2 separate regions of the Homo sapiens genome follow, and region 1 is linked to region 2. A link is a loop called in an ENCODE intact Hi-C map of the cell type or tissue named here. Cell type or tissue: K562. All regions are shown on one strand. Links, peaks and the distances in the headings refer to the core of each region. The heading gives the core; the rest is flanking DNA. Region 1 has its middle 28 kb from the start of MIR3916. Region 2 overlaps ZNF496-DT (ZNF496 divergent transcript).

The links. Peaks named below come from ENCODE experiments on the same cell type or tissue, not always from the same donor. Only the 100,000 strongest peaks of a DNase experiment are listed, where the experiment ranks them.
Region 1: a loop joins it to region 2, with 2.3 times the contacts of the local background. A loop is called at or near these places in 2 of 110 quality-filtered maps.

What each region holds. Positions count from the first base shown.
Region 1 is chr1:247,221,780-247,237,678 of GRCh38, reverse strand. It overlaps the pseudogene LOC343165 and the pseudogene VN1R17P. Among named protein-coding and RNA genes, the nearest start is that of MIR3916, 28 kb to the right of the region's middle. In K562, for the core only: a CTCF peak has its summit at 9,313; a DNase peak (open chromatin) is centred at 9,378.
Region 2 is chr1:247,366,249-247,382,147 of GRCh38, reverse strand. ZNF496-DT (ZNF496 divergent transcript) reads right to left here. Exons shown (of 3, transcript NR_168399.1): 2 at 8,005-8,141; 3 at 4,916-7,491. Among named protein-coding and RNA genes, the nearest start is that of NLRP3, 42 kb to the left of the region's middle. RefSeq lists a silencer at 8,207-8,256. In K562, for the core only: CTCF peaks have their summits at 8,107 (motif pointing right) and 9,243 (motif pointing left); DNase peaks (open chromatin) are centred at 8,077, 9,237 and 10,742; H3K4me3 peaks cover 415 bases.

The sequences.
Region 1 (15,899 bases), core at 4,404-12,403, 140 kb after region 2:
CATACTGCTACTCTTCACTCAGGCGATACTGGTGTCCTCCGACTTATTTGAATCATGGAATATTCAGAACAATGATCTAAAGTGTAAGATCATCACATTTTTAAACAGGGTGATGAGGGGAGTCTCCATCTGCACCACTTGCCTCCTAAGCGTGCTCCAGGCCATCACCATCAGCCCCAGCACCTCCTTCTTGGAAAAGTTTAAACATATTTCTGCAAATCACACCTTAGGCTTCATCCTCTTCTCATGGGTCCTCAACATGTTCATTACTAATAACCTTTTGCTTTTCATTGTGCCTACCCCGAATAGGATTGGGGCCAGTCTTTTGTTTGTCACTGAGCACTGTTATGTTTTGCCCATGAGCTACACCCACAGGAGCCTGTTTTTCATACTAATGGTTTTGAGGGATGTCATCTTCATAGGACTCATGGTCCTCTCAAGTGGCTATGGGTGATTATTTTGTACAAACAAAAGAGACTGTCCCAGCACCTACATAGCACCAGCGTCTCCCCAAGAGCCTCCCCAGCAAAAAGGGCCTCCCAGACCATCCTATTGTTGGTGAGCTGTTTTGTCTTCTTATATTGGGTGGACTTCATATTCTCATTTTCAGTGGTTGTGACATGGATAAACGACCCTCTACTGGTATGATTCCATATGCCTGTGGTCAATAACTATGCCATAATTAGTCCTTTAGTCTTAACCTATGCTGATAACAAATATTCAAGATTGTTCAGACTCTTTGGAGGAGAATAATTAAGGTTTATCAAAAGTGATGAAAATTTACAACTAGAAATGCATTTGATAGTCCCCCAAATAGTTTTACATGTTGCATAGGGTATTTCTCTGAATACATTCATTCAAGGTTATTACTAACCCTGTGTTATATCAATCATAACGATCTTTGTAATATGATTAATATGATTAGCAAATGCAATTGAGTAAATTGTGCACATCAGTCATATGTCTACAGGATTTTTGTTTCTTTGCTTTCTTTCTTTTTATTTTTTTGAGACGGAGCCTCGCTCTGTCACCCAGGCTGGAGTGCAGTGGCGCCATCTCGGCTCACTGCAAGCTCCGCCCCCCCGGGTTCCCACGAGGCGCCCTTCCCACCAGGCGCCCGCCACCCTGGTTCCCACCAGGCGCCTGCCACCACACTGGGCTAATTGTTTGTATTTTTAGTAGAGACGGGGTTTCACTATGTTAGCCAGGATGGTCTCAATCTCTTGACCTCGTGATCCGCCCACCTCGGCCTCCCAAAGTGCTGGGATTACAGGCGTGAGCCATTGCGCCCGGCCACACTATTCTTGTTTGTATATAAATATCCCGTTTTATTTATCACACTTTTTTGATCTCCCACATGTATCTGCATTTCCCAATTTTGTTATGTTTTTATTTTTACTTATTTCTATATATTTTTTTGAGACAGGGTTTCTCTCTGTCCCTCAGCCTGGGGTGCAATGGCACAATCATGGCTCACTGTTCCCTCGACCTCCTGGGCTCAAATGATCCTCCCACCTCAGCCTTTGAATAGCTGGGATTACAGGCACACGCCACCACACCTGGCTAATTTAAAAAATTTTTTTTGTAGAGACAGGGTCTCGCTGTGTTGCCGAGGCTGGTCTCAAACTCCTTGGGCTCAAGGAATCCTCCTGCAATCCTCCTGCCTTGGCCTCTCAAAGTGTTGGATTATAGGTATGAGCCATCCCTCCTGATCTCACTTTATCATTTCTATAAAATTCAAAGTCTTTATTTCAAATATTGTATCTTTGTTTTCCCTCTTTTCTACTTCTGAATTTTCAACATGATTTAAATTAGACCTGCTCATTTTATTATTTGTATCTCCTAATCTCTTTCATATATTTTAGATCTCTCTGCTTTCTCAGTTGCATTCTAAACATTTTATTCAGCCATGTAGCTTAGTTATCATTTTACCTGAAGTCTGTATCAACTGCCATTTAACAATTCAATTTATTTTCATAGCTGTGATGCCAGTTTATTTTTTATATTTTTTATGTTGATACATAATATGTGTACATATTTATGGCATATGTATAATATTTTGTTATATGCATATAATGTGTCATGATCAAGTTGATGTATAGGGTATTCATCAACTCAAATTTTTATTTGTAATTTTACAAAAAAATTTTTGGAGATAGGGTTTCACTCTGTCACCCAGGCTGGAGTGCAGTGGAGTAATCATGGCTCACTGCAGTCTCGACCTCCTGGGCTGAAGAAATTTTCCCACCTCAGCCTCCTAAGTAACTGGGACTGCAGGCACATACCACCACACCTGGCTAATTATTATTATTATTCTTGTAGAGATGGGATATCACTCTTGCTCAGGCTAGTCTCAAAATCCTGGCCTCAAATATCCTACTCCCTTGACCTCCCAAAGTGCTGGGATTACAGGAATGAGCTAGAGTGTCCAGCCTGTTTATTATTTGTATGTGTTGGAAACCTTTCAGTTCTCTCTCAAAGCTATTTTGAAATATACAATACATTGTTATATATAGTCAGTTACTCTGCTATCAAATATTAAAACATTTCTTATATCTAACTGTATGTTTGTACCCATTAACAACCTCTCTTCTTCCATCAACAACCATCTACGCACACTTCTCAGTCTCTGGTAGCTATCATTCTTCTCTCTATCTCCGTGAGATCAACTTTTTTTGCTCCCATATGTAAGTGAAACTATTCAATATTTGTCCTTCTGTGCCTGGCATACATCACTTAACATAATGACATCCATTTACATCTGTGTTGCTGCAAATAACAAAATTTCAGTTTTTTTAAAGGCATAATAGTACTTTATTGTGCACATACCCTACATTTTCATTCACTGATGGACAATTTGGTTGATCTCATATCTTTGCTATTGTAAATACTGTTGCTATAAACATGCAAATGTAGGCATCCCTTTGATATATGGATTTCCTTTTCTTTTGATAAATACCCAGTAGTGGGATTGCTAGATGGTATGGTAGTCCTATTTTTAGTTAGTTTTGTTTGTTTGTTTGTTTGTTTTTGGGTTTTTTTGGTGACATCTCCATACTGTTTTCCATAGTGGCTGTACTGACTTACATTGCCACCAACAGTATATAAGTTTTCTTTTCTCCACATTCTTGCCAACGTCTCTTGTGTTTTCCTTTTAATAACAGTCATTCTAACTGGGGTAAGATGATATCTCATTCTGGTTTTGACTTATATTTCCCTTGTGACTGGTAATGTTGAGCATTAAAAAAAAAAAACCTGTTAGCCATTTGCATTTCTTCTTTTGAGAAATGTCTATGTATGTCCTTTGCACACTTTTTAATGTGATTGCTTTTTACTATTTGAGTATATTTTGGATGTTAGTTCTTTATCAGATGAATAGTTTGCAAATATTTTCTTCCATTCAACAAGTTGTTTCTTTGCTCCATTGATTGTTTCCTTTGCCATGTAGAAGTTTTTTTATTTAATAATATTTTCCCATTTGTCTGCTTTTGTTTTTGTTTTCATTTTCATTGTGTGTGTTTTTGATGTCTTAGCCATAAAATATTTGCCTAATGTTCTGAAGTGTTTTCTGTGTGTTTTTATCTAATAGTTTTATAGTTTCAGGTCTTATGTATAAGTTCATAATTCATCTTCAGTTTATTTTTGTATATGGTGAGAAATAGGGGTCCAGTTTCATACTTTTGCATGTAGATATCCAGTTTTCCCAGCACCATTCATTGAAAATAATGTCCAACACCCAGTGTATGTTCTTGGAGCCTTTGTGGAAAACCAGTTGGCTGTAAATACATGGATTTATTTCTCTGTTCTATACTCTGTTCCACTGGACTATGTGTCTCTTTTAAACTCAACCATGCTATTGTTGTTACTTTTGCCTTGTAATCTATTTCATTTACTTTTCTTTTTCTTTTTCTTTCTTTTTGTTTTAATTTTTGTGGGTACATAGTAGGTATACATATTTATGAGGTACATGAGATGGGGTTTGATACAGGCATGCAATGTGAAATAATCACAGCATAGAGAATGGGGCATCTATCCCCTCAAGCATTTATCCTTTGAATCACAAACAATCCAATTACACCCTTTAAATTATTTTAAAATGTACAATTAAATTATTATTGACTATAGCCACCCTGTTATGGCATCAAATAGTAGGTCTCGTTCATTGCTTCTAATTATTTTTTGTATCCATTAACAATCCTCACCTCCCCCCAACACACATCCCTCAGTGACCCTTCCAGTCTCCGGAAACCATCCTTCTACTCTCTATCTCCATGGATTCAATTGTTTTGATTTTTAGATCTCACAAATAAGTGAGAACATGTGACATTTATCTCTCTGTGCCTGGCTTATTTCATTAAACACAATGATCTCCAGTTCCATTCATGTATTCATGTTGTTGCAAAGGACTAGATCTGATTTTTTTTTTTTTTTTTGCTTAATAATACTCCATTGTGTATATGTACCATGTTTTTTAAGATTTATTTTTTATTTAATACGTTTTTGGGGAACAGGTGGTGTTTGGTTACATGAATAAATTCTTCAGTGGTGATTTCTGAGATTTTGGTGCACCCATCACACAAGTAGTGTACACTGTACCCAATGTGTAGTCATTTATCCCTCATCCCCCTCCCACCCTTTCCCTGAAGTTCCCAAAGTCCATTGTATCATTCTTATTCCTTTGTGTTCTCATAGCTTAGCTCCCACTTATGAGTGAGAACATACGATGTTTGGTTGTCCATTCCCGAGTTATTTTACTTAGAATAATAGTCTCCAATTCCATTCAGATTGCTGCAAATGCCATTATTTCATTCCTTGTTATGTCTGAGGTAGTATTCCATGGTATATATGTACCACATTTTCTTTATCCATGCGTTGGTTGATGGGACATTTTTTTCTGCAATTGCAAATTGTGCTGCTATAAACATGCATGCGCAAGTATCTTTTTCGTATAATGACTTCTTTTCCTCTGGGTAGATACCCAGTAGTCGGATTGCTGGATCAAATGATAGATCTACTTTTAGTTTTTTAAGGAATCTCCACGTTGTTTTCCATCCTGGTTGTACTAGTTTACATTCCCACCAGCAGTGTAAAAGTGTTCCCATTTCACCACATCCTTGCCAACATATATTATTTTTTGATTTTTTTATTATGGCCATTCTTGCAGGAGTGGGGTGGTATTGCATTGCGGTTTTGATCTCTATTTCCCTAATAATTAGTGATGCTGAGCATTCTTCCATGTGCTTTTTGGCCATTTGTATATCTTTTTTTGAGAATTCATCTCCTTAGCCCACTTTTTGATGGGATTATTTGTATTGTTCTTGCTGATTTCTTTGTAGATTCTGGATATTAGTCTTTTGTCACATGTAGAGATTGTGAAAATTTTCTCCCACTCTGTAAGTTGTCTGTTAACTCTGCTGATTCTTTTGCTGTGCCGAAGCTTTTTAGTTTAATTAAGTCCCGCCTATTTATCTTTGTTTTTGTTGCATTTGCTTTTGGGTTCTCGGTCATGAAGTCTTTGCCTAAGTCAATGTCTAGAAGGATTTTACGTTTTTTTATGGTGCCAATTTAAGACAGTTTTTATTTAAGACACTATATTTTCCAGTTAAAATACAGTATTTATAAAGTGCAATGTTATTTCCTTCCCCTGTGCATATGTTCCATATTCAAGTATTGAGACTACCCAGTTACTTACTATATTAGCTGAACTTTTTTAAACTGCCACAGAATTTGCTACAAATTTAGGTCCTTCAGTGTTTCAAAATGTGTGGAACAATGCTACATCTATAGTTGGGTTGGCTTAATCAACCTCTTCAATGGTGGGCCCTGAGGAAGCACCATCAGAGGGAGGAGCTCCACCATCAGGGAATCCCCCAGGCATTCTTCCTGGCACGCCTCCTGCAGTCTGGTATACTTGGTAATGATGGAGTTGCAGACTTTCTCCAGCTCTTCCTGCTGATGTTCAAATTCTTCCTTCTCAACAGTCTGATTTTTATCGAGCCAGCTGATAGTTTTATTACACTTGTCCAGAATCTTCTGTTTGTCTTCATCATTAATCTTGCCTTGAAGTTTCTCATCTTAGACAGTTGCTTTCTTGTTGAATGCATACGACTCAAGTGAATTCTTAGATGACACTTCATCCCTCTGCTTCTCATCTTCAGCTTTGTACTTCTCAGCTTCCTGGACCATACATTCAATGTCTTCCTTGCTCAAATGGCCCTTGTCATTAGTGATAGTAATCTTGTTCTCTTTTCCTGTACTCTTGTCCACAGAAGAGACATTGAGGATGCCATTGGCATCAATGTCAAAAGTGACTTCAATCTGAGGAACACCACGGGGTGCAGGAGGTATGCCTGTGAGTTCACACTTGCCACGCAGGTTGTTATCCTTGGTCGTGGCACGCTCACCTTCATAAACCTGTGAATAAGCACACCAGGCTGGTTGCCAGAATAGGTAGTGAAGGTCTGTGTCTGCTTGGTAGGAATGGTAGTATTACGCTTGATGAAGACAGTGGTGACTCCACCAGCAGTTTCAATACCAAGGGAAAGAGGAGAGACATCTAAGAGGAGCAACTCTTGAACATTTTCAGACTTGTCTCCAGATAGGATGGCTGCCTGAACAGCTGCACCATAAGCAAGAGCTTCATCAGGATTGATGCTCTTATTCGGTTCTTTTCCATTGATGAAGTCTTGGAGAAGCTTCTGAATCTTGGGGATATGAGTAGAACCACCAAACAGGACAATATCATGAATCTTTGACTTGTCCAGTTTGGCATCTTGAAGGGCTTTCTCTATGGGGTCTAGGGTGCTATGGAACAGGTCAGCATTCAATTCTTCAAATCGGGCACAGGCAATGGACATATAGAAGTTTATTCCTTCATAGAGAGAATCGATCCCAATACTGGCCTGGATGCTGGAAGAGAGAGTACACTTAGCATGTTCATAAGCAGTATGGAGGCATCTTACAGCTCTCTTATTCTCACTGATGTCCTTCTTATGCTTGCTCTTGAACTCAGCAATAAAATGGTTGACATTCGGTTGTCAAAGTCTTCTCCACCCAAGTGGGTGTCTCCAGCTGTAGATCTGACCTCAAAGATTCCATCCTCAATAGTGAGGATTGACACATCAAAAGTCCCACCTCTCAGGTCAAAGGTCAGCACATTTCTTTCAGCTCCAACCTTTTTGTCTAAGCTGTAAGCAGTAGCAGCTACAGTTGGCTCACTGATACTTCTAAGTACATTGAGACCAGCAATAGTTCTAGCATATTTGGTAGCCTGATGCTGAGGGTCATTAAAGTAAGCTGGCACTGTGACCACAGCATTGGTAACCATATTCCCAAGGTATGCTTCTGCAATTTCCTTCATCTTTGTCAGAACCATAGAGGGTACCTCCTCTGGGTAGAAGCTTTTGGTCTCTCCCTTGTATTCCACTTGGACCTTGGGCCTGCCAGCATCATTCACCACCATGAAGGGCCAATACTTCATATCAGGCTGGACAACAGCATCATCAAATCTGCATCCAATTAGATGTTTGGCATCAAAAAACCATGTTGGTGGGGTTCATTGCAACTTGATTCTTTGTGGCATCACCTATCAATCGTTCAGTGTCTGTAAAGGCAACATAGCTTGGAGTGGTTCGGTTTCCCTGATCATTGGCAATTATCTCTACTTTCCCGTGCTGGAAAACACCCACACAAGAGTAGGTGGTGCCAATATCAATATCAACTGCAGTTCCCTTCAACATGATTGCTGGTATGTAGGCCTGTCTCTGGCTACAAAGAAAGACACAGAAACCCTGAGAGCTGCAGGTGAGTTCAATGACAGAAGGGTTTTTTCTGATGTCATCTTGTAGAAGCTTTATGGTGTCAGGTCTTTGATTTAAGTCTTTGATCCATCGTGGATTGATTTTTGTATAAGGGGAGAGGTGAGGATCCAGTTTCATTCTTCTACATGTGGCTTGCCAGTTATCCCAACACCATTTGTTGAATAGGGTGTCCTTTCCTCACTTTATGTTTTTGTTCAGTTTTTTGAAGATCAGTTGGCTGTAAGTATTTGGCTTTACTTCTGGGTTCTCTATACTGTTCCATTTGTCTATGTGCCTATTTTTATACCAGTACCATGTTGTTTTGGTGACTATGGCCTTACAGTATAGTTTGAAGTTGGGTAATGTGATGCTTCCAGATCTGTTCTTTTTGCTTCTTCTTGCTTTGGCTATGCAGGGTCTTTCTTGGTTTTCAAGTGATCCTCCTGCCTTGGCCTCCCAAAGTTCTGGGATTACAGGCATAAGCCACTACACCCAGGATTTGCCCACTTTTAAATGAGGTTTTTGAGGGGTTTTCTTGTTGTCGTAAATTTGAGTTCCTTACAGATGATGAATATTAGACTTTTGTCAGATGCATAGTTCACAAGTATTCTCTCCCATTCTGTAGATTGTCTGTTCACTCTGTTGATAGTTTCTTTTGCTAGGCAGAAGCTCATAAGTTTAATTAGATCCCATTTGTCAATTTTTGCTTTCGTTGTGATTGCTTTTGGCATTTTCATCATAAAAATTTTGCTCATTTTTATGTCCAGAATAGTATTGCCTAGGTTGTCTTCCAGGGATTTTATAGTTTTGGGTTTTACATTTAAGTTTTTAATCAATCTTGAGTTAATTTTTGTATATCTTGTAAAAAAAGAGGTCCAGTTTCAGTCTTCTGCATGTGGCTATCAGTTATTCAAGCACAGTTTATTCAATAGGGAATTCTTTCCCTACTGCTTGTTTTTGTCAGCTTTGTTGAAGATCAGATGGTTGTAGGTGTGTGGCCTTATTTCTGGGCGTCTATTCAGTTCCACTGGTATGTGTGTCTGTTTCTGTACCAGTACCATGCTGTTTTGATTAATGTAGCCCTCCTCTATAGTTTAAAGTTGAGTAGTTTGATCACTATAGCTTTGTTCTTTTTGCTTAAGATTGCCTTAGCTATTCCAGTTCATTTCTGGTTCTGTATGAATTTTAAAATAGCTTTTTTTCTAGTTCTGTGGGGAATGTCATTGTTAGTTTAATAAGAATAGCATTGAACCTGTAAATTGCTTTTGACAATATGGCCGTTTTAGTGATACTGATTCTTCCTATCCATGAGCAGGGAATTGTTACTGTTGAGGGTAGTTGTCCAGATTCTTGGCATTTTGAACAAAGAATTGGACAAAACATGCAAACAAAACAAGGCAGCAAAAGCAGAGATTTATTTTAAATGAAAGTACACTCCACAGAGTCAGGGGAGGCTCAAGCAAGCAGCTCAAGAGCGTTAGTTACAGAATATTTTGGGGTTTAAACGCCCTCTAGAGGTTTCCCATTGGTTCACTCTATGCAAATAAAGTAGTGGGCCATGACCAGTCTGATTGGTTGTGGAAAGGGACCAATCAGAGGTACTTTCATTTTCCAACTGCCACGCAGCAACTGCCACAAAGAGAAAGGAGGAATTGAAAGGGGAATAGCCTGTGATATTCAGTCAGCATGAATCAGCCTTAGGTTCCCTGCCTCCAGACCCTAGTCTCCTGCCTCAGAATGTTTTTCCATTTGTTTGTGTTATCTCTGATTTCTTTGAACAGAGCCAAACCATATCACATGGGGTGCATGATTGTTCTTGGTGTCCACTGATTTTTTTTTTTCCAATGCAGCTGCTGGTGCAATTTTCACATTACCCTGTGAGAAATACTTGGATCTTGTAAGCTAACACCAAGAACAATCATGCACCGCGTGTGATATGGTTGGGCTCTGTGTCCCCACCCAAATCTCATCTGAAATTGTAATCCCCACATGTCAAGGGAGGGATTACAATTGGGCAAAGGGATTATTGAATCATGGGGATGGTTTCCCCCATGCTGCTCCTGTGATGGTGAGTGAGTTCTCACAAGATCTAATGGTTTTATAAGTGTTGGAAGTCCCTCCTTCACTCCTTTCTCTCTCCTGCTGCCATGTAAGACATGCCTGCTTCCCCTTCCACCATGACTGTAAGTTTTCTGAGGCCTCCCCAGCCATGCGTAACTGTGAGTCAATTAAACCTTTTTATTTTATAAATTACCCAGTCTTGGGTAATTCTTTATAGCAGTGTGAAAATGGACTAATACCCCATGTGAGTATTTGGAACCTTACAAGTACACCTGGTAAGGGCTCAGAGCCAGATGGTTTCATTTGCTCTCTCGTGCTGCTCTCTGACTGGTAGAAAAATTGGTGAATCACAAAAACATATTTAAAATGGCAACTATGTGAGGCTTGCAAATATGGGAAAGTGAACAAAAAAAGTAATATTTAAAAAGTAGAACACAAAAGAGTTTGCACAGTCTTATTTAAGCTATGCCATACATGTTCATAAACAAGTTTGAAAGAGAATTTGAAAATTATTACAATTTTCAGATAAAATCTATTCTTTCAGTTTAAGTTTAAAAGCATGCATTTAGAAATAAATTGATATGTAAAAAATAAATCTTAGCCATCCAAAAACTTCAAATATCCCAAACAAGTCTTTTTTTAAAGGTGCATGTAAGTCAGATTTTACTATACTTTGAAAAATTGTAATAAATAATGCAGTTGACAAAATAATCTACACTGACATAGAAATAAGCAATTTTCTTATTATTATACTTTAAGTTCTAGGGTACATGGGCACAACATGCAGGCTTGTCACATAGGTATACATGTGCCATGTTGGCTTGCTGTACCCATCAACTTGTCATTTACATTAGGTAATTGTTATAATACTATAATCACTCATAATTATATAATATTGTACGTATTATTACATATGTATGCAGGTCCTCCACTAATGTTATCAATTCCTGGCCAAGGCCACTGTCTGTATAGAGTTAACAGTTTCTCTCTTTGTCTCTGTGTGTGTTTTCTCCAGGTATTCCAGTTTTCCCCCACAACCCAAAGATGTGCACATTAGGTTAATTGGCATGTCTACATTGTCCCAGTAAGAGTGAGTGTGGGCCAGGCATGGTGGCTCATGCCTGTAATCCCAGCACTTTGGGAGGCCGAGGTGGGCAGATCACCTAAGGTCATGAGTTTGAGACCAGCCTGGCCAACATGGTGAAACCCCGTCTCTACTAAAAATATAAAAATTAGCTGGGCCTGGAGATGTGTTCCTGTAGTCCCAGCTACTGGGGAGGCAAAGGCAGGAGAATTGCTTGAACCCGGGAGGTGGAGGTTGCAGTGAGCCAAGATCATGCCATTGCACTCCAGGTTGGGTGACAGATCGAGACTCCATCTCAAGAAGAAAAAGAATGAGTGTGGGTGAGGGTGTGAATGTGCCTTACAATGAAATGGAGTCTTGTCCAGGATTAGTTCCTACCTTGCACCCTGAGCTGCTGGGATGGCCTCTGGCTACTTGTGACCCTGAACTAGAATTAGTAATGTGGGAAATGAATGAATGAATTTATAAAACATATTATAAAATCAATATCTGGCCGGGCGCGGTGGCTCACACCTGTAATCCCAGCACTTTGGGAGGCCGAGGCAGGTGGATCACAAGGTCAGGAGATCAAGACCATCCTGGCTAACACGGTGAAACCCCGTCTCTACTAAAAAATACAAAAAATTAGCCAGGCATGGTGGCAGGCGCCTGTAGTCCCAGCTACTAGGGAGGCTGAGGCAGGAGAACGGCGTGAACCCGGGAGGCAGAGGTGGCAGTGAGCCGAGATTGCACCACTGCACTCCAGTCTGGACGACAGAGCAAGGTAAGGGCTCAGAGCCCCCAAAAAACAAAAAAAAAAACAAAAAACAAAAATCAGTATTTGTAAAGTACGTAATAACCATGCAAATGCACAACAATGCACAATGCAGTAATGGAGTACAGAAGCGCTCTGCTGACATATTTTCTATTTTGAACCCTGAGGTGGTAGGAGGTGCTCTTTGCAATATTTGATTTGCTAACATTTATTCATTCATTTAACCCATCACCACTATGACCACCATCACTTACTGACTCACTAAGAATTGGGTAAGTAATTATCTTACATGTTCATAGTGGTGTGTTCATAGCTCACTGTAAACTCAAACTCCTGGGCTCAAGAGATCTTCCTGCCTCAGCCTTACAAGTAGCTCTATTAACCTTTCTTAAATGTATCTATAGCTCTCATTTATTTCAATGTTTAATATAATAAGTGTTTTGGATCTTTATTTAGAAACTTGGTGATGTTTTTGTTACCAGAAATATGCTATAGGAACTTAACTCCTTTCAATATCAATTAGCTTTCAGTAAAATTGGTTTAATGATACACATTTTTGCTTAAAGTCCCAGTTTCTGAGAACCTACTGATGATTTAAGTAAGAACTTACTGTACTACTGAACATCTACAATAAGGCATTGCTATAAGCACTTTTTATCCATTACCTTTCAAGAATTCTCTCTGAGGTAGGTTTTAGTGTCTTCGATTTAGAGGGCTAATTCATAAACAATATATAGAATTAAATAAGAAACTAAAACATGAAAGACATCCAAAAATACAATGTTGAATTAAAAATGAAGTTACAGAAGCATAGATAGTGGACACCTTTATATAAAGTTGGGTATATACCCAGTAATGGGATTGCTGGGTCAAATGGTCAAATTGCATTTCTCTAATGATCAATGATGTTGAGCTTTTTTTCATATGTTTGTTGGGTACATAAATGTCTTGTTTTGAGAAGTGTCTGTTCATGTCCTTTGCCCACTTTTTGATAGAATTGTTTCTTTTTTTCTTGTAAATTTAAGTTCCTTGTGGATTCTGGATATTAGAGCTTTGTCTGATGGGTTGATTGCAAACTTTTTCTCCCATTCTGTAGGTTTTCTGTTCACTCTGAAGATAGTTTCTTTTTTTGCTGTGCAGAAGCTCTTTAGTTTAATGAGATCTAGTTCTTTTAGTTTTGATGTTAGGTTGTTGATTTGAGATCTTTCTAGCTTTTTGATATGGGCATTTAGTGCTATAAATTTCCCTCTTAACACTGCTTTAGTTGCATCCCAGAGATTCTGGTACATTGTCTCTTTGTTCTTATTAGTTTCAAAGAACTTCTTAATTTCTTCCTTAATTTCATTATTTACCCCAGAGTCGTTCAGGAGTAGGTTGTTCAATTTCTATGTAGTTGTGTGGTTTTGAGTGCGTTTCTTGAGTTCTAATTTGATTGTGCTGTGGTCTGAGAGATTGCTTGTTCTGATTTCAGTTCTTTTGCATTTGCCAAGGAGTGTTTTACTTATGATTATGTGATGAATTTTAGAGTCAGTGCCATGCCTGGTGATGAGAAGAATGTATATTCTGTTGTTTTGAGTGAAGAGTTCTGTAGATATTAATCAGGGCCACTTGGTTCAGAGCTGAGTTCAAGTCCTGAATATCTTTGTTAATTTTCTGTCTCAATAATCTGTCTAATATTATCAGTGGGGTGTTAAAGTCTCCCACTGTTATTATGTGGGAGTCTAAGTCTCTTTGAAGGTCTCTAAGAACTTGTTTTATGAATCTGGGTGCTCCTGTATTGGGTGCATATATGTTTAGGATAGTTGGTTCTTGTTGAACTTTACCATTACGTAATGCCCTTCTTTTTCGATGTTTGTTGGTTTAAAGCCTGTTTTGTCAGAAACTAAGATTGTGAGCCCTGCTTTTTTCTATTTTCAATTTGCTTCGTAAATTTTCCTCCATCCCTTTATTTTGAGTCTATTTTTGTCTTTGCATGTGAGATTGACTCTTGAAGACAGTATACCAATGTGGCTTGATTCTTTATCCAGCTTGCCATTCTGTGTCTTTTAACTGGGGCACTTAGCACATTTACATTTAAGGTTAATATTGTTATTTGTGAAATTGATCCTGTCATCATGATGCTAACTGGTTATTTTGCAGACTTTTTTGTGTGGTTGTGTCATAGTTTCACTGGTCTCTGTACTTCAGTGTGCTTTTGTGGTGGCTGGTACTGGTTTTTCCTTTCCACATTTAATGCTTCTTTCAGGAGCTCTTGCAAGGGAGGCCTGGTGGTGTAGTCCCTCAGCATTAGCTTGCCTGAAAAGGATCTTATTTCTCCTTTATTTATGAAGCATGGTTTGGCTGGATATGAAATTCTGGGTTGGAAACTCTTTTCTTTACAAATATTTAATATTGGCCCCCAGTCTCTTCTGGCTTCTGCTGAGAGCTCTGTTGTTAGTCTGATGGGCTTTGCTTTGTACATGACCTGGCCTTTCTCTCTGGCTGCCCTTAACATTTTTTCTTTCATTTCAACTTTGAATAATCTGATAATTATGTGTCTTGGGGTTGATCTCCGAATGGAGTATCTTACTGGGGTCCTCTGGATTTCCTGAATTTGAATGGTGGCCAGTCCTGCTAGGTCGGGAAAGTTCTCCTGGATGATATCCTGAAGTATGTTTCCCAACTTGGTTTTGTTCTCCCCATCTCTTTCGGGCACCCCATTCAGTCACAGATTTGGTCTTTTACATAATCCCATCTTTCTTGGAGGTTTTGTTTGTCCCTTTACATTTTTTCTCTATTCTTGTCTGCCTGTCTTATTTCAGAAAGATAGTCAAGTTCTGAGATTCTTTCCTCCACTTGATTACAGTAAGGTGTGTGCCTCATTTCGACATGCTGTGATCTGCTGGCTGCCTGGAATTGGCTGAAGCTCAGTGCTTGTGACTGGCTGAGACCCAGCTATCTATACCAAAAAATACACTCCTAAATTGGGTTTTCGTTTATTTGCATACTAAGTTAGGTTGTAGTTTATTACACAGGAACTGAAAGTAGAAAGACAGCATTGGGACAATGGTCTTCCACTTATTTCATTTAACAATTTCTCCCTTGTGATCAGTCTCTCAATTTTGAGACTGGCATGGTCTGATTTAACGAGGATTCCATCTTTATCTTTAGCCTGGTAACACAAGTCATAGAAGCCTGGAGACCCACTCACTAGAAAAAAAACATAAATATTAAAAAAAAAACGTTTAAAGTTAAGCTTGTCATCCACCATTTAGAATGCCCACAAGCAAACTATTAGCTTTTCCTATAAACACATCCATATTCCCTTTTTAGTGTATTTATTATCAGTGTCTTAAGAAACAGGATATCAGCCACCTTTTAAATTAAGCTTTCTGTAGTAGCAAAATCAGGGGAAGAAAAATACAATATTCAGTATTGTTTAGCACCATGTACAACTGTCCAACAGAGTCAAAGAGGAGATGTAAAATTGTACCATGTCTCATTAAGTGCTTCTGGTGAACACATGCTATCATTCACCTTTTGGAGGATGGCTTCGACCTGTCTGAAGCCCTGGGATGTCTGGTTGACCACACAATTTAAGAATTTCACGAACGTATAAATTAGTTTCAAATTCCACACAACTGGTAACCCACTGCCAACAGGAGTGAGCCGCTAGGTTCGCCTCCACTGAAGAATCTTTCTTCAGTAAAAAGTAGCTCATCTTCATCTATTTAAAGGTATCTAGGAGGTGGCTCACACCTGTAATCCCAGCACTTGGGGAGGCTGAGGTGGACGGATTCCTTGAGGTCAAGAGTTCAAGACCAGCCTGGCCAACATGGTGAAACCCCGTCTCTGCAAATAAAAACAAACAAACAAACAAAAAAACAAAATATATATATTAGCTGGGCATATATATAGCTGGGCACACACTGGCAATCCCAGCTACTCAGGAGGCTGAGGCAGAAGAATCACTTGAACTTGGGAGACGAAGGTTGCAGTGAGCCGAGATCATGCCACTGCACTCCAGCCTGGGTAACAGAGTGAGACTCTGTCTCAAAAAACAAACGAACAAACAAAAACAAACAAAAACACAACAAAAATTAAGATAGCTTGTCTTTATCCATTTCAGTTGTTGACCAATTTAACCTCAGGATCAGCTGTCCAACAATGGACATTCTCTCTTAAAATGCTCTGGCTTTCCACACTTGCAACATCCACTCAT
Region 2 (15,899 bases), core at 4,592-12,591:
CAAGATTTAAGCTTACTGCAACCTCCGCCTCCCAGGCTCAAGCAGATTCTCCTGCCTCAGCCTCCTGAGTAGCTGGGATTACAGGCGTGCGCCACCACTCCTGGCTAATTTTTGTATTTTTAGTAGAGACAGGATTTCAACATGTTGACGAGGCTGGTCTTGAACTCCTGGCCTCCTGATTTGCCCACCTCGGCCTCCCAAAGTGCTGGGATTACAGGTGTGAGCCCCATGCCCGGTGCTATAAATATATTTAAAAGCCCTTTATGTTTTTCTCTCCTTGGATCTTGTTTTTCCTGGAAAAAGTTTTTTTTTCTTCTCAGCTGACTGAATTATTTTCCTCCATTTTTTTTGTCTTGCCAATCTTAATGCACACATGAGAGGCCCTGAGATGACTTCTGGTAGCCTGGGACTTCTTGGGAAAAACAGGAAGCACCACCAACCCCATTTTGGAAGAAAAAAAAAAAAGCTCTGTTTTCCACATAGAACCCTAGCAATTAAAAGCAGATAAATCCCTCTCAAAATCAAAGGCTCTGTTCTGTTTTGCATTGCGTTATCTAATGGTTTTGAGTTTCAGGCGTATCAGAAATTACTTCCCTTTATTTGAAAACACTTGGTGTCTAATAACTAGGTAGGAGATATACTTTAGTGCATGGCTAATAGCAGTTATGGAAGAATACCTGATTGTTCGCATACTTGGATTAGAGAAGCATGCTCTTGGCCACCTGGAGGATGTGGAAACACCCCCAGCCCCACTGAGAGATAAGACTCTTATGGGGAATGGTCCAATTACAAAATGGGCTGATTGGCTTTGGTTTGCCTTGCAATGAAACGCAGGGTAGCAGCACTGCACTGTCTTCTCCTGTAGTAGTTCCCTCCTTTTGGGGATGGAGAACCCAGTTTAAAATGGCACCCTTAATTCTGGGGATCTGTCTTTGCCTTCAGCTGCTTATTTGCTGCTTACTTGGCCCTAGATATGCATGCTTTCCTGGCCCTGTTCCTCCAAGGGCTCCACCCTGAAGCCAGTAATCCAATTAAGAAACTGGCAAATGAAAATTTTACAAGTGTTAAATCTTCTCTCCAGGGCCGGGCATGGTGGCTCACACCTGTAATTCCAGCACTTTGGGAGACTGAGGCAGGAGGATCACGAGGTCAGGAGTTTGAGACTACCCTAGCCAATATAGTGAAACCCCGTCTCTCCTAAAAATACAAAAATTAGCCAGGTGTGGTGACGCACGTCTGTAATCCCAGCTACTCAGGAGGCTGACGCAGGAGAATCGCTTGAACCCGAGAGACGGAGGTTGCAGTGAGCCAAGATCATGCTATTGCACTCCAGCCTGGACAACAAGAGGAAAACTCCATCTCAAAGAAATAAAAAATAAATAAATAAATAAATTAGGAGAATTAAAAATTGTGGCTGGGCCAGGTGCAGTGGCTCACACCTGTAATCCCAGCACTGGTGGGGACTGAGGCAGGAGGATCACTTGAGCCTGGGCAACAACTGAGAACTTCTCTCTACAAAAAATTTCAAAAATGGACCTGGTGTGGTGTCATGTGCCTGTAGTCCTAGCTACTTGAGAGACTGAGGTGGGAAGATTGCTTGAGCCCAGGGTTTGGGGCTTCAGTTCACTAGAGATGATTGCATCCACCATTGCACTCTAGGCATGGCAACAAAGCAAGACCCCGCCCTCTAACTCAAAAAAAGTTGCAGTTAGACAAGAAGGATAAATGATAAGTATTTAAGGTGATGAATACAGTAATTAGCTTGATTCAATAATTACACACTGTATACATATAGTAACATCACTGTGTACCCCATAATTATATATGGTTATATAATTAAAATTTGTCAAAAAATAAAAATAAAATTTTAAAATTAAAAAAAGTTAAAGGTTGAAAGGAGGAAAACTACTTTTATGAAATCGAACAAAAATATGAAATGCCACCTAGACATTTACTTAACAAGAAATGTGCAAGATCTATATGAAGAAATGTTTTAAGTACTGAGAGTCACCAAAGAAAGCTTGAACAAAGGCTGAGATAAACCATGCCCTAGGCTAAGAAGTCTCATGTATTAGACTGTTCTTGCCTTGCTCTAAAGAAATACCTGAGACTGGCTAATTGATAAAGAAAAGACGTATAATTGGCTCACGGTCCTGCAGGCTGTACAGGAGGCATACTGCTGGCATCTGCTTAGCTTCTGGGGAAGCCTCAGGAAATTTACAATCATGACAGAAGTCAAAGGGGGAGCACACACACCATATGGCCAAAGCAGGAGCAAGAAAGTGTGAGGGGGAGGTGCCACACACTTTTAAATGACCAGACCTCATGAAAACTCAGGATCTCGAAGACAGTACCGAGGGGATGGTGTCAAACCATTTATCAGAACTCCTCCCCCATGATCCAATCATCTCTCACCAGGCCCCACCTCCAATATCGGGGATTACAATTCAACAGGAGATTTGGTAGGGACACAGATCCAAACCATATCAGCTCAGTCCCAGAAATCTGATATTTCTCCCCCAGTTAATCTAAATAGTTAACATAGTTGGGGGAGAAAAGGGAGAACTACACAGAATAATGTGAGAAAAGCCAGAAAACTCTGAAAAGGAAGTGTAAAGATGAAAAAGTAATCCCTGCAGATATTAAAATATTTTAGAAACTAGAGTTGGCGGCGGGGTGCGGTGGCTCACGCCTGTAACCCCAGCACTATGGAGGCCAAGGCAGGCGGATCACCTGAGGTCAGGAGTTCGAAACCAGCCTGGCCAAAATGAGAAAACCCTGTCTCTACTAAAAATACAAAAATTAGCTGGGTGTGGTGGCGCGTGCCTGTAATCCCAGCTACTCAGGGGCTGAGGCGGGACAAGTGTTTGAACCCGGGAGGTTGCAGTGAGCCAAGATCGTGCCACTGCACTCCAGTCTGAGGGACAGGGTGAGACGCTGTCTCAAAAAAAAAAAAAAAGAAAAGAAAAAAGAAAAAAAAGAAACCAGAGTTGGCTTTTGGAGGCAGGACAAGAAGGGCTTGCTCCTCGGCGGCCATTGTGTTTTTGTGCGCTCTTGGATGGGGTTATGTCCCACATTGTATTTGTTTATGTCTGGCCCCCAACTAGTCCATGGCCTCGGGTCCATGGGCCCCAGTATATTCATCTCTGCGTACCCAGTGCCCAGATTGCTTGACACACAAAGGGAGCTCAGGGAATGACGCAAGGAGCAACACCTGCATCGCACGACCTTCCTCCTCCCTCCGTGAAGGGACACGTGTGTGGGGCGAGCAGCGCAGCCAGGTCATGACCTTCCTCTCCCTCCCTGAAGGGACACGTGTGCGGGGAGGGCGGGGAGAGCAGCTCGTGGCCAGGTTGGCCGCACGTGATGCTAGCGTGCTCTTTACTCTCCAGGTTTCGGGTGTCTATGTTATACCTCCAAATGTTGAAATTATTCATATCAGTAAGGTTCTCCATTCACATTGCAAGTGTTCTGTTTGCTTTATGCGAAGGTGTTCTCCCATCAGCTCCCTTACCACTGCCATAACAAGAGCCAAGCTGCCGACATCCCTTCCCTGACAGAGGGTGCTTTTGTACTTCTCAGCTCCTGTCCAAGAGCCTCAGGATGATAGACAGCCTCCTCTGTTCTCCTGGAAACACCCCTCCACCTCCAAATCTGTCAGTCATGGTGCCTGGAACCACCCAGAGCCATCTGTTGTCCCTGTTAAAATAATCACGTTACTGGAAGTTTGGTTTCTTCTGAGGCCTCTCCCCTTTACTGGTAGATGGCCACCCTCTTGCTGTGTCCTCACATGCTCTTCCCTCAATATGTGTCTGTCCTAATCCACGCCTCTTATATGCACACTCACAGGGCACCCTACATACAGTTGCCTCCTTGTCCCGTCTCTTCCAGGGATCAGCACCATGCTTTGCAAATAGGTGCACAATCAATGCCTATCAGATTTATATGCACTAGTTAAAATGAACTTGATTCATTTTTCTTGATAATGTTAATTCAATCCTTATGAAAAATTATGTCCAAGAGGTATGCAAGGCACTTTGTAAACATCACCCTACTTAATTCTCTGAACTGGCTTTGTCAGAGGCATGCGAACCAGAACTACTCCATCTCGAATGGGCTGGGTAAAATGAGGCTGAGGCCTACTTGGCTGCATTCCTAGATGGTTAAGGCATTCTAAGTCACAGGATGAGATAGGAGGTCGGCACAAGATACAGGTCATAAAGACCTTGCTGATAAAACAGTTTGCAGTAAAGGAGCCGGCCAAATCCCACTAAACCCAAGATGGCTATGAGAGTGACCTCTGGTCGTCCTCACTGCTACACTCCCGCCGGCACCATGACAGTTTACAAATGCCATGGCAATGTCAGGAAGTTACCCTATATGGTCTAAAAAGGGGAGGCATGAATAATCCACCCCTTGTTTAGCATATAATCAAGAAATAACCGTAAAAATGGGCAACCCACAGCCCTCAGGGCTGCTCTGTCTATGGAGTAGCCATTCTTTTGTTCCTTTACTTTCCTAAAAAACTTGCTTTCACTTTACTCTATGGACTCACCCTGAATTATTTCTTGCGCGAGATCCAATAACCCTCACTTGGGGTCTGGACAGAGACCGCTTTCCTGTAACAGTTTTACTCACAACACATCTGACACCAAACCTGTGGGTTTTTTTCTTCTACACAGCAGGCACCAACTAGGTATCCTACAATTCAATTCTGACATGTCTACCTGGAGCTAGAGTGAAATCCCACAGGTTATGGGCTTGGTCCCACAAAACTGCCCCCACTTCATGGAAGTTCCAGGTTTGTTAACCAGCACTTTTGACTGACCAGCTATAAATTCAAGGGTTCCCACACACAATCCCTCTATCTCAGGTTTGGTAAATCAAGAGAATGGGCTCACAAAACTCAGGAAAGTGCTTTACTTCCTGTTACCAGTTTATTATTATAAACAGCACAACTCAGCAACAGCCAGATGAAAGACACAGACAGGACAAGGTATGCGAGGCAGAGTCAGCGCTTCCACACCTTCACCAGGCACAACACCCTCCCAGCACACGAATGTGCTCCTGAACCCAGCAGCTCTCCAAACCTTTTCTTTAGGTTTCTTATGGTTCCATTATTTAAGCATGAATGATCAAATCACTGGTCATTGGCGATTAAACTCAATCTCCAGCCCCTGTTCTTTCCCTGGAAGTCACGGACTGGAGCTGAAAGTTGCAAGGCAAAGTTGATTCCCCTGGCAACCAGCCCTCATCCTCCAGGAGTCACCTCATTAGCATAAACACAGGCATGGATGAAAGGGGCTCGTTAGGAATAACAAAAGATTTCCTCTTGCCCCTATCAGTCAGGGAATTCCAAGGGGTTTAGAAGCCTCCATCAGGAAACAGGGACAAAGACCAAATATCTAATTCTTATTATCACAGATCCTCACAGCCATCCTGTCTGGCGTGTACCGTTAACAACGTCCTCATTCTATCGATGATGTAACTGGTAGATAATAATCACCACATGAATTATAGCATTTTTTAAAATTATACTTTAAGTTCTAGGGTACGTGTGCACAACGTGCAGGTTTGTTACATATGTATACATAAACCATCATTCTGAGCAAACTATCGCAAGGACAGCATTTGTTATATATAAACAACAGTTCTGTAAATTATAGATCGTACTCTACATTGCAATATATATAATCACACATGTACTATGTATAAGGTATTATCATATAACCTAAAAGAAGTAGACATCAGTACTTGTTATTGCATTGTATATTATGTATACTAAATTATTTCTAAAATAACCCTGTGTGGTGAGAACTACTTGATCCTTATTTGATGAGTGAGGAAACAGTGCTAAGAGAAATTACATAACATGCACATACCCACTAGTATGTATGTCTCCTAAAGAAATTCGGATTCATGCTCACAGTGATACGTGTACAAGGGTCCTCAGTGAGGAACTGTTTGCAGCACCAAGAGAGTAAAAACTGCAAAGGGGGAATCATATCAGTGTAACCGCCCAGTGGCTTCACCTTGCTGCTGCCTGGACAGAGCCGATTTCTCAAGAGAGCGGAATTGCAATAGAGAAAGAGTAATTCACGCAGAGCCGACTGTGCAGGAGACAACAGTTTCATTATTACTCAAATCACTCTCCCTGAGCATTCGGGCAGCAGAGTTTTTAAGAACAACTTGGTGGGTGTGGGGAAGCCAGTGAGCCAGGCGTGCGACTGGTCAGAGCTGAAATCCTAGGGAGTCGGAGCTGTCCTCTTGTGCTTACTCTGCTTCTGGTGGGGACGCGGGACCGGCTGGCGAGTCCAAGTGCAGCCATCAGTTGTCAGAAGTGCAAAAGCCTGAAAACACATCTCAAAAGGCCATTCTCAGGTGCTACAGTAGCGATGTTCTTTGCAGGAGTAATTAGGCAAGTTGCAAATCTTGTGTCCTCTGGAATAATGGCCGGTAATTACGCTTACGGCTCAGTAGAATTCAGGCCCCTGTCATCCTCCTAACTTGGCGGCCTTTCATTAGTTTTACCAGGGCAGTTTAGTTTTGGGGAAGGGCTGTTATCATTTAAACCATAAACTAAATTTCTCCCGAACTTAGCGTGGCCTGTAACCACCCAGTGGGTTCACCTTGCTGGCTGCCTAGATGGAGCCGATTTATCATGACAGGAGAACTGCAGTAGAGAAAGAGTAATTCGCGCAGAGCCGGCTGTGCAGGAGCCTTGTTTTATTATTACTCAAATCAGTCTCCTCAAGCATTTGGAGATCAGAGGTTTTAAGGACAATTTGGTGGGTGAGGGGAAGCCAGTGTGTCAGGAGTGCTGATTGATTCGGTAGGACATTAAATCATAGGGAATTGAAGTTGTCTTCTTGCACTGAGTCAGTTCCTGGGTGGGGGCCACAAGATCACATGAGCCAGTTTATCCATCTGGGTGGTGCCAGCTGATCCATTAAGTGCAGGGTCTGTAAAACATCTCAAGCACTGAGCGGTTTAGGGAGGGTCACAATCTTAGAGCCTCCAGCTGCATGACTCCTAAACTATAATTTCTGATCTTGTGGCTAATTTGTTAATCCTACAAAGGCAGTCTAGTCCCCAGTCAGGAAGGATGTTTGTTTTGAGAAAGGGCTGTTATCGTCTTATCGTCTTTGTTTTAAACTATAAATTAAGTTCCTCCCAAAGTTAGTTCAGCCTACACCCAGGAATGAACAAGGACAGCTTGGAGGTTAGAAGCAAGATGGAGTTGGTTAGGTCAAGTCTCTTTTGCTGTCTCAGTTACGATTTTGCAATGGCAGTTTCAGGCCCATGCTTAGGAATGAGCTAAGAGAGCCAGCCTGTGAGGCTAAAAGCAACATGGAGTCAGCCATGTCAGGTTTCTCTGACTGTCTCAGTGATAATTTTGCAATGGTGGTTTCATCCGCACATCTACGCTGCATCTGACGTGTTGCTAAGTGAAGAAAGCTGTGTGCCACATACATGTATCTCCTCATCCAACTGAAATTTTTTAAAAATTGTTTTAATTTTTGTGCAGATAATACAGACATGTACCCCACCACACACAATGTAAACTGCAAAAGCAAAAAACCGAGATGCCTCGTCCACAGTTCAACCCTCTGCGAACAGAGCCATCCTGGATAAAAGGTATGCCTCCAAAATATCTAAATATAGATAAAGATATATCGAGAGGGAAATAATGATATATAAGCGCCCATTCACATTTGTGTGTGTGCGCCTGTGTATCAACAAATAACACACATGTACCGAAGTGTTATGGTTTATTTCCTTCTCACAACCAACTCTAAACAAAGCCATGATACTGCCCAAAGTCAGCAAGACGGAGGCCAACCAGCTGGCTGGCCTCCTTTAGGAGCTTCAAACTTTTCAATCCCAAATTCAATAGGAAGAAGGAAGAAGAAATAATGAGGAAGAGGGAGGAATACGGAGGCGGGGAGGGGGCAGAGGAGAAAGAAAAGGCAGAAACAGAAAAGAGGGAACAATGTCCCGTACCTTGCTTTGCTCCTGCAAAGTAAAGGCCACCTGAGGAGGGTCGGGGTGAATCCTTCACATGGGTGGACAGAAAAGCGAACACTTTCCACCAGAGGGCGCGGGAAAGGGGCCTCAGACTTGCTCGGCTGAAACCCAACCTTGTAAGAAAAAACAGAAAAGGCGCTCAGTGCTGGTCCCAGCACCCAGTGTGCGCTGGCTGCAGGCACCGGGTGGGCCTGAGCGGCTGCGGGGCTCGGTGCCCTGGGCTCGCACCGGGGGTTGGCGAGGGGCGCGGGGCGCGGGGCGCGGGGAAGCCTCTGCAGGGCTGGTCGCTTTCACACTCCCAGTAACATAGACTGGGGCGCTGGGGAAGCTGTTAAAGAAGCCAGGCTTCGAGATGTAACACGCCCCGATTCGTTTCATTTTTTCTTTTTTTTTTTTTTCTTTGAGACGGAGTCTCACCCGGTTGCCCAGGCTGGAGTGCAGTGGCGCGATCTCGGCTCACTGCAACCTTCGCCCCCGGGCTCAAGCGATTCTCCTGCCTCAGCTTCGGGAGTAGCTGGGATTACAGGCGCGCGCCACCACGCCCGGCTAAATATATATATATATATATTTTTTTTTTTTTTTTTTTTTTTTTTTTTTGAGATGGAGTCTCGCTATGTCGCCCAGGCTGGAGTGCAATGGCACTATCTCAGCTCACTGCAACCTCCGCCTCCTGGGTTCAAGCGATTCTCCTGCCTCAGCCTCCTGAGTAGCTGCGATTACAGGCACATGCCACCACACCCGGCTAATTTTTTTTGTATTTTTAGTAGAGATGGGGTTTCACCATGTGGGTCAGGCTGGTCTTGAACTCCTGACCTCGTGATCCGCCCACCTCGGCCTCCCAAAGTACTGGGATTATAGGCGTGAGCCACCACGCCCGGCCTAATTTTTGTATTTTTAGTAGAGACAGGGTTTCACCATTTTGGCCAGGCTGGTCTCGAACTCCTGACCTCAGGTGATTCGCCCGCCTAGGCTGGGATTACAGGCGTGAGCCACCGCGCCCGGCATATTTTTTTTGTACTGTCAGTAGAGATGGGGCTTCACCATGTTGCCCAGGCTGGTCTCAAACTCCTAAATTCGAGTGACCCGCCCGCCTCGCCCCCTGCAGTGCTGGATTACAGGCGTGAGCCTCAGTGCCCGGGTTTCCCATTCATTTTCTAGCTGGACACGGAAGGATGTGACCGAGACGCTGACGGCGTCCGTACTGTCCTCGGCGCCCTCTGGTGGTCACAGCCAAGTACAACTTGCGGAACAATTCAGCTCCAGCTAAATTTGGCAGTGCCAGGGATGGGTCTATCACTCTTCTGGGAGGAAAACGCATGACCTTGCAATTTGTTTTAAGAACGACCATAGTGGGCTGAGCGCAGCGGCTCACGCCTGTAATCCCAGCACTTTGGGAGGCCGAGGCGGGCGGATCACGAGGTTAGGAGTTTGAGACCAGCCTGGCCAACATGGTAAAACCCCGTCTCTACTAAAAATACAAAAATTAGCCGGGTGTGGTGGCGCGCGCCTGTAATCCCAGCTACTCGGGAGGCTGAGGCAGGAGCACTGCTTGAAGCCGGGAGGCGGAGGTTGCAGTCAGCTGAGATTGTGCCATTGTACTCCAGCTCTGGGCGACAAAAACGAACAAACAACAACAAACAAACAAACAAAACGACAGGAGCGACCGGATCACAGGCTCAGGCCTGCGATCTCAGTACTTTGGGAGGCCAAGGCGGGTGGATCACACGAGGCCAGGAACATGCGAATCGCTTGAACCCAGGAGGTGGGGGTTACAGTGAGCCAAGATCGCGCCACTGCACCCCAGCCTGGGCAACTAAGCGAGACCGTGTCTCAAAAAACAAACAAAAAAAAAACAGGGCCTGTGCCTCTCCACGGTCACCCTTTACTAAATGTGCATGTGCGTGTTCCCACTAGTCCCGGGAATGGACGCCACGTCTCCGCAGCACCTGCACGGCTGGAATACCGCAGAATTGTGACAGGCATTGGAACCAGAGCAATTCCATCTTGAACATGGGCTGGGTAAATTGAGGCTGAGACCTGGAAGGCTGCACTCCCAGACAGTTAAGGCTTTCTAAGTCACAGGATGAGATAGGGGGTAGGCACACGATACAGGTCATAAAGACCTTGCTAATAAAACAGGTTGCAGTAAAAAAGCCGGACAAATCCTACCAAAACCAAGATGGCCACGAGAGTGACCTCTGGTTGTCCTCCTTGCTACACTCCCGCCAGCGCCATGACAGTTTACAAACGCCATGGCAACCTCAGGAAGTCACCCGGTATGGTCCAAAAAGGGGAGACATGAATAATCCACCCCTCGTTTAGCATATCATCAAGAAATAATCATCAAAATGGGCAGGCAGCAGCCCTTGGGGCTGCTCTGTCTGTGGAGAAGCCAATCTTTATTCCTTTACTTTCTTGATAAACTTGCTTTCACTTTACAGAGTCACCCTAATTCTTTCTTGTGCGAGATCCAAAAACCCTCTCTTAGGGTCTGGATTGGGACCCCTTTCCAGTAACAGAAGCACAAATACGGTTTTGTCGCCCACATTCTAGGGCTTCTGGATGTGCAAATACGGCTTTTCCCCCCGCATTCTAGGGCTTCTGGATGTGCAAATACGGCTTTTTCCCCCGCATTCTAGGGCTTCTGGATGTGCATTCTGGGCAGGCCTTAGATTCCAGGGTTAGCCACTGCAGTGACTGCTCAAGATCACTCCTTGGCCCCAGGCCAGACAGGGTGCAGAGGATGACTGTCCCAGGATGGATCACCCCAGAATCCCCAGTAGCAGCACATTACTTGTAAAAAACATTCTTTTCAGGATTTGTCCCACTCGAGACACTTTAATTTTAGAATAGGCTACACGACTGCTAATGAGTAGTAAGAGCAGACACTGTGCTTGGAGCCATAATAAACCCTCCTCCACTGGGAGTGCATCTTCACTTTCCCATTCCTGGAGGTGAGAAGAGAGAGTAGCTGAGAACATTCTGAGTTATGTAAGGCATACAACATTTATTTATTTATTTATTTTGAGACAGAGTCTTGCTCTGTGACCTAGGCTGGAGCGCAGTGATGTAATCGAGGCTCTCTGCAGCCCCTGCCTCCCGGGTTCAAACAATTCCCCGGGAGGCATACAAAATTTATCAGGCTCAGAGAGACAGCAGTATGGGGGGGCGGGGGCAAGGCGGGGGCAGTTGTTTAAAGGCATTTTGTTCCTGACTAGCTGCATCACCTATTATCTCCATGTTGCTAGCGTTTGTGATACAAAGAAAAATGTATAGCTAACCAATAGCTTATGTTATTTTAATGTAAATTTTTTATAAACAGCTGAGGAACTGCCTCTTTCATCCTTTAAAAACTCACTTGCAACTGCTGCTAATTGGAGGATATATTCAGAGCAACTTGAATCTATCTCTCCCGGCTTACAGTCCTCAAACTTGGCCCAAATAAACTCCACTTATATTAATTTTGCCTCAGTTTCTTCTTTAATCAACAAAGGGAAGGGAAGTGCCTAAGGGAAGTGGGGCTGCCTAAGAATGCTCAAAGCAAGCCCACCACTGAGGTCTGGGCAGAGAGTGATACTTCAGGCTTTACTGCTCCTCTCAACCTGGGAAATTTTCCTTTTGTTTTGCATTAAAATACAGTGGGGGCAACCAAACTCCCTCGATGAAAAAACGGATAAGGACAATTTGAAAAACACAAATAACTGAATACTCATTCAGCTTTTAAAAGACGAAATTGGCCAGGCGCGGTGGCTCACACCTATAATCCCAGCACTTTGGGAGCCCAAGGCGGGTGGATCACAAGGTCAGGAGATCGAGACCATCCTGGCTAACACGGTGAAACCCCGTCTCTACTAAAAATACAAAAAATTAGCCGGGCGTGGTGGCGGGCGCCTGTAGTCCCAGGTACTCAGAGGTTGAGGCAGGAGAATGTCGTGAACCCGGGAGGCGGAGCTTGCAGTGAGCCGAGATCGCACCACTGCACTCCAGCCTGGGCGACAGAGCCAGACTCTGTCTCAAAAAAAAAAAATTCAAAATTTTGTTATATGGACAATAGGGATAAATCTTGAGGACACTATGCCAAGTGAAATAACCAAGTAACAAAAGAGATACTGGGCCAGGTACGGTGGCTCACACCTGTAATCCCAGCACTTTGGGAGGTCCAGGCAGAAGGATCACGAGATCAGGAGATGGAGACCATCCTGGCCAACATGGTGAAACCCCGTCTCTACTAAAAATACAAAAATTAGCTGGGCGTAATGGCGCATGCCTGCAGTCCCAGCTACTCAGAAGGCTGAGGCAGGAGAATCACTTGAACCAGGGAGTCGGAGGTTGCAGTGAGTGGAGATCGCGCCACTGCACTCTAGCCTGGCGACAAAGGGAGACTCCGTCTTAAAAAAAAAAAAAAAAAGCCAGTGGCACAGTAATCATTCTCCTACAATTACCCATGCTATGTGAGTTAAAATAAAATTTTGTATGCTTATCTCCCTGTTAATCTGCCTATTGTCAGTTGATTTTGCAGCAAAACTTCAGAGAGTGAAGCAGCTTTCTCTTGGCCCCTACAGATTTGGCGCTGTGAGCAGGATCACCAAAACTGTTTAGCTCTTCTGAAGCCAGGAGTCCAAGGAACCTGGGGCCTGACAGGCCAGCAGAAGGGGAAGAATTTGGGAGTAGTTAGATTCTTGGCATCTGTAAAAAGTAAAGTAGAGGTTCCTCTTCAAAGACTTTCCTCCCCATCTAATTAGGAATAAATAGTAACTTCTATTAGAAGCAAAATTTATTCAAAGACCTGTGCTAACATTCTTAAATATCTGCTAGCCGTAATAAAGAAATCAATGTTCTTTATGTTCTTAGCTCCCACAATTTAGCCTAAATATCTGCCCTGGCATGCTTATACTGGTCCAAGTAAGCATTAGGTCACAGCCTGTTCCTCTTCCTTATTTGAAGGTGTTTTTACCTTTCTCAGCATTCCACCAGTTACTTCCTCTTTCCTTTGTTCCCCTCTACCTTTGCCTCTTTTAAAAAGTTCTAAGTTGCTAGCCAATCGAGACAAATACAGAATGTGAGGTCCCGCTCCAGCCAGTGGAAACCAGACACAGCAGTAGGGAGGACGCGTCAGGTTATAAATGACCCTGTCTCCTTTGTTCAATGCACTCTCATGGCAAAACTGCTGATGAGTGTACCCTTTCTGCAAGAAGTAAAAATGGCCTTACTAAATAAATTAAATTCATGTTCAAGTGCTATTTCTTTACCGCACCAAGGAAGAAACATTTCAAACAGCATCTGTCTGTGCAATCCAATCAAGCAGACAGTAAAACTGTTTCCTTTTCCTTTTCCAAATTTAAGATAAATGGAAAGAAAGAATTTATTTATTTATTTAGAATCAGCTCTGTTGCCCAGGCTGGAGTGCAGCGGGACAGTCATGGCTCACTGCAGACTTAACCTCCTGGACTCGAGGGATCCTCCTGCCTCAGCTTCCTGTGTAGCTGGGACCATAGGTGCACTCCACCATTCCCTGCTAACTTTTTGATTTTTTTGTAGAGATGGAGTCTCAGTTGTTGAGGCTGGCCTCAAACTCCTGTGTTACTGGAAAGGGGTCCCAATCTAGACCCCAAGAGAGGGTTACTGGACCTCCCACAAGAAAGAATACAGGGCGAGTCCATAGAGTAAAGTAAAAGCAAGTTTATTAGGGAAGTAAAAGAAACAAAAGAATGGCTACTGCATAGGTACAGCCGTGGTGTGAGCTGCTCAACCGAGTATACCTACAGTTATTTCTTGATTGTATGCTAAACAAGGGGTGAATTATTCATGAGTTTTCCGGGAAAGAGGACTGGATTTCCAGGAACTGAGGGTTCCTCCCCACTTTCAGACCATATAGGGTAACTTCTGGATGTTGCCATGGTATTTGTAAACTGTGGTGGTGCTGGTGGGAGTGTCTTTTAACACGCTAATGCCTTATAATAAGTATCACATAATGAGCAGTGAGGATTACCAGAGGTCACTTTCATCAGCATCCTGGTTCTGGTGGGTTTTGGCCGGCTTCTTTACCACATCCTGCTTTATCAGTGGGGTTGTTGTGACCTGTATCTTGTGCTGACCTCCTAACTCATCCTGTGACTAAGAATGCCTAAGCTCCTGGGAGCCCAGCAGTTCTCAGCTTTTTTTTACCCAGCCCATCTTCAAGATGGAGTCCCTCTTGTTCAAATATATCTGACATCTGGACTCAAGGAATCCTCCTGCCTTGGCCTCCCAAAGTACTGGAATTACAGGGTGAGCCACTGCACCCAGCCAAGAAAAGCATTTATACAGGCTAATTTTAGACACACAAACGCTGGTTTATTTTTGGTATGACTATTTCATGTTGTCTGATCTTTTTCCTTTCAGAAACATTCTTTTTTTTCCTGTGTCTCTGTCTTGCTGTCATAAAGATTCCCTCTCATCTTGCTTAATATCTTTTATGTCAGGCTCTCAAGAGCCTGACTTGTGACCAAGTGGGGAGCACTCTTGCTTGGTCTCTACCAACCCGGGGAGTGGTTGGGGGAGTGGCATGACTTTTGGGACTTTTGGGTCATGTGTGTTGGTCAGTTGTATTAGTCCATTTTCACTCTGCTTACAAAGACATACCCAAGACTGGGAAGAAAAAGAGGTTTAATTGGACTTACAGTTCCACATGGGCTGGGGAAGCCTCAGAATCATGGCAAAGGGCAAAAGCCACTTCTTACATGGCAGCAGCAAGAGAAAATGAGGAAGAAGCAAAAGTAGAAACCCCTGATAAATCCATCAGATCTTGTGAGACTTATTCACTATCACGAGAATAGCATTGAAAAGACCAGCCCCCGTGATTCAATTACTTCCCCTTGGGTCCCTCCCACAACATGTGGGAAATCTGAGAGGTACAATTCAAGTTAAGATTTGGGTAGAGGCATGGCAAAACCATATCATTCCACCCCTGGTGGCTCCAAATCTCATGTCCTCACATTTCAAAACCAATCATGCCTTCCCAACAGTCCCCCAAAGTCTTAACTCATTTCAGCATTAACCCAAAAGTCCATAGTCCAAAGCCTCATCTGAGAAAAGGAAAGTCCCTTCCACCTATGAGCCTGTAAAATCAAAAGTCAACTGGTTACTTCCTAGATACAATGGGGGTACTGGTATTGGGTGAATACAGCCGTTCCAAATGGGGGAAATTGGCCAAAACAAAGGGGTTACAGGGCCCATTCAAGTCTGAAATCCAGCAAGGCAGTCAAATTTTAAAGCTCCCAAAATGATCTCCTTTGACTCCAGGTCTCACATCCAGGTCACACTACTGCAAGTGGTGGGTTCCCATGGTCTTGGGCAGCTCTGCCTCTGTGGCTTTGCAGGATACAGCCTCCCTCCCGGCTGCTTTCATAGGATGGTGTTGAGTGTCTGCAGCTTTTCCAGGTGCATGGTGGAAGGTGTTGGTGGATCTAGCATTCTGAGGTCTGGAGGATGGTAGCCCTTTTCTCACAGCTTCACTAGGTGGTGCCCCAGTAGGGACTCTGTGTGGGGGCTCCCACCCCACATTTCCCTTCTGCATTGCCCTAGCATAGGTTCTCCATCGGGGCCCCACCCCTGCAGCAAACTTCTGCCTGGGCATCCAGGCATTTCCATATGCCCTTTGAAATCTAGGCAGAGGTTCTCAAACCTCAATTCTTGACTTCTGTGCACCCACAGGCTCAACACCACATGGAAGCTGCCAAAGCTTGGGGCTTCCACCCTCTTCTACCCTCTGAAGCCACAGCCTGAGCTGTACATTGGTCTCTTTCAGCTGGGACACAGGGCACCAAGTCCCCAGGCTGCACACAGCCTGGAGACACTGGGCCTAGCCCACAAAACCACTTTTTCCTCTGGGC